Linked DNA regions of Homo sapiens: region 1 is linked to region 2. The links are chromatin contacts, found by Hi-C or POLR2A ChIA-PET in ENCODE. All regions are on one chromosome and are shown on one strand. Each heading gives the region's core, a stretch centred on a gene start or an enhancer-like site at or near the end of the contact. The rest is flanking DNA. Distances are from core to core; before and after follow the strand shown.

Region 1 (3,541 bases), core at 149-2,648, 1.1 Mb after region 2:
AGGGAGCCACAGACTGAGCAACCACTGGGTGAGGGGAGGGGTTTCAGGAGAGATTGGGATTGTGTGCACTGCGCTTTTTTTTTTTTTTTTTAAGACAGAGTCTCGCTCTGTCACCAGGCCGGAGTGCAATGGTGTGATCTCAACTCACTGCAACCTCTGCCTCCCAGGTTCAAGCGATTCTCCTGCCTCAGCCTCCTGAGTAGCTGGGACTACAGGTGTGCGCCACCACACCCAGCTAATTTTTGTATTTTTAGTAGAGACGGGGTTTTACCATGTAGGCCAGGATGGTCTCGATCTCTTGACCTCGTGATTCGCCTGCCTTGGCCTCCCAAAGTGCTGGGATTACAGGCGTGAGCCACCGCGCCCGGCCTGCACTGGGGTTTTAAGTCCCAATAGTTTTAAGTTAGGGCTGGTCTCCTCAAGAAAAAAACTCATACACACAGATGTGCCACATTTTGCATTCAATTTCAGGGGTTCCAGGGATACACTGACGCCCATGTGGAGCTCCTAAACAATCTTAACAGTTCACGGGGCCAGGTTTTAAAAATCCAATCCAGGGCCAGGCGCAGTGGCGCATGCCTGTAATCTCAGCACTTTGGGAGGCCAAGGCGGGTGTATAGCCTGAGCTCAGGAGTTCGAGACCAGCCTGGCCAACATAGTGACCCCACCCCCTACCCCCGCTCCCCACCAACCATCTACAAAAAAATACAAAAATTAAAGGGGCGTGGTAGCGTACTCTCGTAGTCCCAGCTACTGGGAAGGCTGAGGTGGGAGGATCACTTGAGCCCAGGAGGTCGAGGCTGCAGTGCGCTGTGATCACGCCACTGCACTCCAGCCTGAGCAACAGAGTGAGATCCTATCTCAAGGGAAAAAACAAAACAAAACAAAACAGGGAACGTGGGAAGGAAGCGTTCCCTGACGATACTGGTTATAGCGGGTCTGAAGCTGGGCTGTGGAATTGGAGATCTCGGGAAAACAACACCCGTTGGAGCCACGACCCTAGGAGTCCACTAAGCGAGCGCCCATTGTAGGAGGGAGGTGTCTACGGAAAGACCGTGAGGTAGTGAACACCCCGTTGCCGGTGAAGTGCAAGCGCAGGGAGGCCGGGGAGGAACTTAAAGCCACGAAGACACTGACTTAATGGGCTCTAAGTCCTTCCAGTTCTGGGATCCCACCTCCGGGTTAATTCCGCTTCCCTTGAGGAGCGCATGCGCAATGGGACCACTCGCTCAAAGAACCCACCCGACCCGAGACGGCGCGAATGTGCAGTCGAGCGCTGATCCCGGCCTTCCCATGAGCCTCTGGGGCAGGCTCCAAGGCGAGCGACGGAAGCAGCCGCTCTTAGTTTCCGGCAACACGACAGCGGCTGCCGAGCGACCCGGAAGTATTCCCATTTTGCGTTGTCTGGGCTCGGCGGCAGCCGGGCTCGGAGTGGACGTGCCACTATGGGGTCGTCCAAGAAGCATCGCGGAGAGAAGGAGGCGGCCGGGACGACGGCGGCGGCCGGCACCGGGGGTGCCACCGAGCAGCCGCCGCGGCACCGGGAACACAAAAAACACAAGCACCGGAGTGGCGGCAGTGGCGGTAGCGGTGGCGAACGACGGAAGCGGAGCCGGGAACGTGGGGGCGAGCGCGGGAGCGGGCGGCGCGGGGCCGAAGCTGAGGCCCGGAGCAGCACGCACGGGCGGGAGCGCAGCCAGGCAGAGCCCTCCGAGCGGCGCGTGAAGCGGGAGAAGCGCGATGACGGCTACGAGGCCGGTGAGGAGGCGGGGCCTGCGCAGGGGGCGGGTCGGGCGGGGGTCCCGGAACGCGTGGGTCTGGGTGTGCGCGCAGTGTCAGCGAAGCTCTTCAGGCCAGGAAACCCCCAAGCTGTTTACCAGCTCTATTAAATAGTCTTTCTACGGGATCCCTTGAGCCCAGGAGTTAGAGGCTGCAGTGAGCTGCGGTCCCGCCAGTGTACTCCAGCCTGGGCAACAAAGCGAGACTCTGTCTCAAAAAGAAAAAAGTCTTTCTACGGTTGTTTAGGATTAGAGGTTGACTTTCTCCACTCAGCTGCTTGAGGACAGAGGGCTTCTGTTTTCCTCAGTTGTCTGGTACAATCAGATTCTCAATAAATATGTTGAATGAGTGAATGAAGTAGTGTCAGCATATACAGAGGCAAGAAAAACCTGGTATTGGACGAATCGTGTAGGGCGCATGGTAGAGAAATGAGGGAGTAAGATAGACAGGGATGTGAACACAAAGGACCCTGTACTGTAGTCTCTGTTAAGAACTGTAGATTGTCTTGAGGATAGTAGGGAGCCATGGATGTGAGTTGAGGAGTGAGTTGCTCAGATCCGTATTTTGTAAACATCACTGGATTGAGAATTTAGTCAAAGGTAGTCAGGACTGGAGACCAGGAAACCAGGAGGGCTATAGGCCAGGGGAGGGCTGATGGTGGCCTGCACCAAGGCAGCAGCAGTGGGATTGAGAGAAGTGGACAGGTTGGAGAGGTGTTTTGGAGGAGGAATGAACAGAACTCAGCACTTGTATGAGGGTGGGAAGAAGGAATGGAGGATGACTCCTTGAATTTTGGCTTGAGCAGCCAGATAGGTAGTGGGTGTCATTTCTACTGAAATTGAGGAGTAGGGAAGAGAAGCAGATTTGGAGCGGGGGTGGGGGGAGATAGTTCACTTTTGGGGTTGTCAAGGTTGATGGTAATGGGGAAATCCAGAGTTTGGACTGGATAAAGCCATTGGGAGTCAGTATCTGGGTGGCCAGTGAAGCCCCTGAAAGACTGTGACATGAGAAGAGGGGGTCAGGACTAGAACCTGAGAAATGCCCTTATGTTAGTAGTAGGCAGAGAAAGATGTTACCAAAAAAAGGAGACAGAGTAACCAAAAAGGCAGGAAAACCTTTGTGTCATGGGAACTTTGGGAAGAGAGTATTGTTAGAAGGAGGGAGCGATCAGCAGTCCCACATACCACAGGAGATCAAGCAAAACCAGAACCGAAAAGAACCCACTAGATTTAGAAACGAGGAGGCTGGTGACCTTGGGGAGCCTGGAGAGGTTGGGATCCATGGCCCAGGTGGAGAGAGAAGCCTTTAAGATAAAGGAGAAGGTAGGATGCAGGATGGGAATGCAGGAAAGGAAGAGTTTTTTTTTTGTTTTGTTTTGTTTTTTTGAGACAAAGTCTTGCTCCATTGCCCAGGCTAGAGTGCAGTGGCACGATCTCAGCTCACTGCAAGCTCTGCCTCCTGGGTTCAAGCAATTCTCCTACCTCAGCCTCCCGAGTATCTGGGATTACAGGTGCGCACCACCGTGCCTGGCTAATTTTTATATTTTTAGTAGAGACGGGGTTTCACCATCTTGGCCAGGCTGGTCTTGAACTTCTGACCTCGTGATCCATCTGCCTCGGCCTCCCAAAGTGCTGGGATTACAGGCATGACCCACCATACCCGGCCCAGACCTTGTCTGTTAAAAATGAAAGAAAAAAGTAGAGGGCAGAGTGGTGACTACAGCAGTTTGGATGTCTTGGGTCAGGAAAGGAAGGTGCACAGA
Region 2 (3,221 bases), core at 663-3,162:
ACTCTAGGCTTCCAAATTCAGAAAACTGGTCCTGTGCCATGTCTCTCCTTTCAAAAAAGGTGTGCCCTCACAAGGAAAGTGAAGAGGACTCCGCCTCTTCAGGACCCTTAGCCCAAAGGGCTGCACTCAACCTGGCCTTGACAGACAAACATCAACAGCCGTAAAACAGGAGGGCGGGCTGAAATGCCTGGAAGTGAACAGACCCTGCTGAAGGTCAGCTCTGTGCCTGGAGTAGGCCTGGCCACCAGCTTGGCTCTAGGGCAAGCTGCCCTGCACAGCTGGATGGCGTCTGGAAAGGAATGTGACCGTGCAGGGCGGGGACCTGGAAGGCAGGATTCAAAGATTCCTTCAGAGGCTCTTCGCTGGTGCAGAATTATGAAAGGCATGTGGAGTCCGTGAACGTGGGGTGGCAGGGAGGACAGGGTCTGTGAAGTACTTTGGTATGTCGCCTGGGGGTTGGGACGGGCATGTCTCGAGTTTCTCTGGAGAAAAGTGAGCTTGGGCATTGCACTCCTTGAGGGGCGGGAGCACTGTGTTTCATTCACAGCACTGAGACAGGCAGAGTCCTGGAGCTCACTCTCCTCGCGTGCAGAGGCCACTTAACTGGAAAAGTGAGGTCCAAGTGGGTGAAGGAACCTCAGATTCTGTCCCTCAGTGCACAGAAGGGCTTAGGGCCAGAATCTCATTGCAGGGCTCCCACTGCCACCACCTCATCCTGCTTCCTGAAACCCCTCAGGGCAGCACTGACCTCTTGAGAGCTGCCATTGGGAGAAGTGTTCGAACCTCAACTGTCCCCTGCCTCCAAGGGGCTGCCCCAAAGTCAGCAAGCCACAGCCGATCCTCCTCCTCCCTCCTACACAAAACCACCGTCCCAGGGGAGGCAGAGCAGACCCACACCGCACCAGAGAAGGGAATGGCTAAAAGTTTCATTGTGTTTTGCTATTGACACTTAAGAAGACAGGGAGGGGAGGGTTGATTTCCGTGAATTAGGTGCATCCAGCCTGCGGGACGGAGGTGGAGACCAAGAAAAGGAGCGCAGGAATGGCTCAGCTTCCTACTGCGGCCCTGCTGCTGAGGGGAGTGGGGCTGGGATCTGCAGGAGGGCTTGGTGGTTACCCTGGAAGATTCTGGGGAGGACAGAAGCTGGGGGAGCCGACAACGCCCACTCTTAGACCCCCAGTGGGTTTACTCTGGGAAGGGGCAGGGCCCTTGGACCAGGGAGTGGTCACTGAGGGTCTCACTGGGGCCTCGGAGACAAAGGACGGCGGGGCGACAGCCACGGGAGGGTCAGGCTCCGAGTGAGGGGTGTGCCCCGGACGCGCCCCCCGCCCCCTGGAGTGATGGGTGGGTACCTGTTGAGGAAAGCGTTGCCAAACGCGTTGAGCTTGCGGAAGGGGCGCCGCGGGTCCACCACGAGCGCGTTGCCCGGCACCACGCCCTCAGTGGGGCCGTGCATGACGGCGATGAAGGAGTCGGTGGTGGGCTCGGGCCCGATGCGCATCCCCGGGAAGTCCTGCTCGATCAGGTGTCGGATGAAGGTGGTCTTGCCCGTGCTGTACTGCCCCACGAGGAGCACCATAGGCTTGTTGTCGAAGTCAGCGTCCTCCAGCGCGGGCGAGTGGAACTCGTGGAAGCGGTAGTGCTCCTCCAGGGGTAGCAGCTTCTGCGCGTACAGCTGCCGCAGCCCCTCAGCCACCGTCTGGAAGAGCTCCGGCTCCTTCTTGCGGCGGGCATCCTTGCTGACCCAGCTGAACATACTGCCGGACACGGGGCTGGCTGCTGCGGGGCAGAGCGGCGGCTGAGAGCGGGGCGAGGGTGCGGAGCCGAGGCGGGGCCGGCCGGGGCAGGGAATCGGGAGCGACCCACACTGCGCAGGCGCACAGCCCAGCCCGTCGAAGCGCCCTCTGCCGAATGCTGCGCACCCCTCGCGGAGCGGCCTTTATAGGGTCGGTCCCTCAGTGGCGGCTAGCGCCGCCGCGGCGGGGGCAGGGCGGAATTGGGGGCGGTAGGGAGGAGCCCCTCCCAGCCCCGCCCCTCCGACTGGTGCCACGTCTTCCCCTACCCCGCCCCCATTGGCTGATTCCAAATCTCGCGAGGCTGTGGTCCGGGTGCCGTGGCAACCGCACCTGTTTCGCCCCGCCCCTCGTAGGGAGGCTCGCGAAAGTGCTGCGGTTAGGAAGGCGAGGAGCGGGCGTTCGGCGGAGACGGCCTCTGGGCCGCGCGCCTTCCGGCACCGTGGCCCCCCCACACCCCCGCGGGATGGCTCCACGAGACACCCAGTCAGGCACCCTGGTTCCCTGACTACGCGCCGCGCCCGCCGTTCGCCACGTGCGGTCCTCCAGCTGGCTCGGAATCCCCGGAAGCATCGGAGTACCCCCAGGCGGCGGCACCTCCTCCTCTCAGCCCAGCTTCCCAGACACACACTGTCTTTGTCCCCTCATCTTTTATCTGCTTTGGGAGAGGGAGAGACAGGAAAGTGGTAGCAGAGCAAGCTGAGGGAGTAGAGAATCCGGGGCGGGCTGGTGACTGGGGAAAGAAAAATGGGCAGCGAGAGGCCTGACCTCCCCTCAGGCCGACGGGGTGGGAATGGGAGAGGGACGCAAGCGAGGGAGGACATGGGTGACACCGGACTCGCGCGGGAGAAGAGAAGGCTTCCCCACAAAGGCTATAGCTGGGGCAAGGCAGGGAGGGCATGAGGAGGAAGTTGAGGCTCTCTGGCCACTTGCGTATTGGGAAGTGAAATCGGAAATTCCCTATGTGGGGAAGAGGGGAAGTGTGGGGGCAACAATGAAATCTTGTGGGAATTTAGGGGGAAGTTTAAAAACCCAAATACTTCCACTTTCCTCTCGGGGTCACCACCATTTACCATCATTTACTGGGATCTGTGCCCTACCTCCCCTTACCAGTTCCTGGCTGTTCCATGGGGCTCACTCCCCCGCCATCCTCCCCGGCCACACACAGACCCCTTTGGCTGTCCAGGCTGGTGAGAATCTTCAGTGGGTGATGTCAGAGCTTTGGGGACTGATTGTTATGTAACCAGTATCAAGACACCAACCTGTGGTAGCAGGACCCTGGGGGCTCTTAAAGAGATCTGAATTGAACCTGCGACTTTGAAAGCCTCAGGTCCAACTTCCTCGCTTCTGGGAGATGTGGAAGCCTGGAGGGCTAGGGGCCTGTATCAGGGGATAACTTGGGCTGGTAGGCTAAGAGGAAGAGGCAGG

What was found. Hi-C counts contacts between places; a loop is a spot of excess contacts on that map. ChIA-PET counts read pairs that join two places held with the same protein, here RNA polymerase II (POLR2A). Pooled maps may share reads with other maps.
Region 1: a pooled map shows a loop between it and region 2 (12-fold over the local background). The contact joins the promoter of SART1 here to the promoter of EHD1 in region 2. A Hi-C loop is called at or near these places in 5 of 50 pooled maps. POLR2A ChIA-PET finds 5 or more read pairs at or near these places in 2 of 52 experiments (CD4-positive, alpha-beta T cell and Panc1).

The regions. Positions count from the first base shown.
Region 1 is chr11:65,960,336-65,963,876 of GRCh38, forward strand. SART1 (spliceosome associated factor 1, recruiter of U4/U6.U5 tri-snRNP) reads left to right here and starts at 1,399. Exons shown (of 20, transcript NM_005146.5): 1 at 1,399-1,758. The coding sequence starts at 1,446. RefSeq lists an enhancer at 1,257-2,044.
Region 2 is chr11:64,876,709-64,879,929 of GRCh38, forward strand. It overlaps EHD1 (EH domain containing 1), which reads right to left and starts at 1,913. Exons shown (of 5, transcript NM_006795.4): 1 at 1,353-1,913. The coding sequence starts at 1,756. It overlaps MIR10392 (microRNA 10392), which reads right to left and starts at 1,901; the gene lies at 1,815-1,901. RefSeq lists enhancers at 50-826, 490-589 and silencers at 750-819, 1,670-1,719, 1,740-2,299.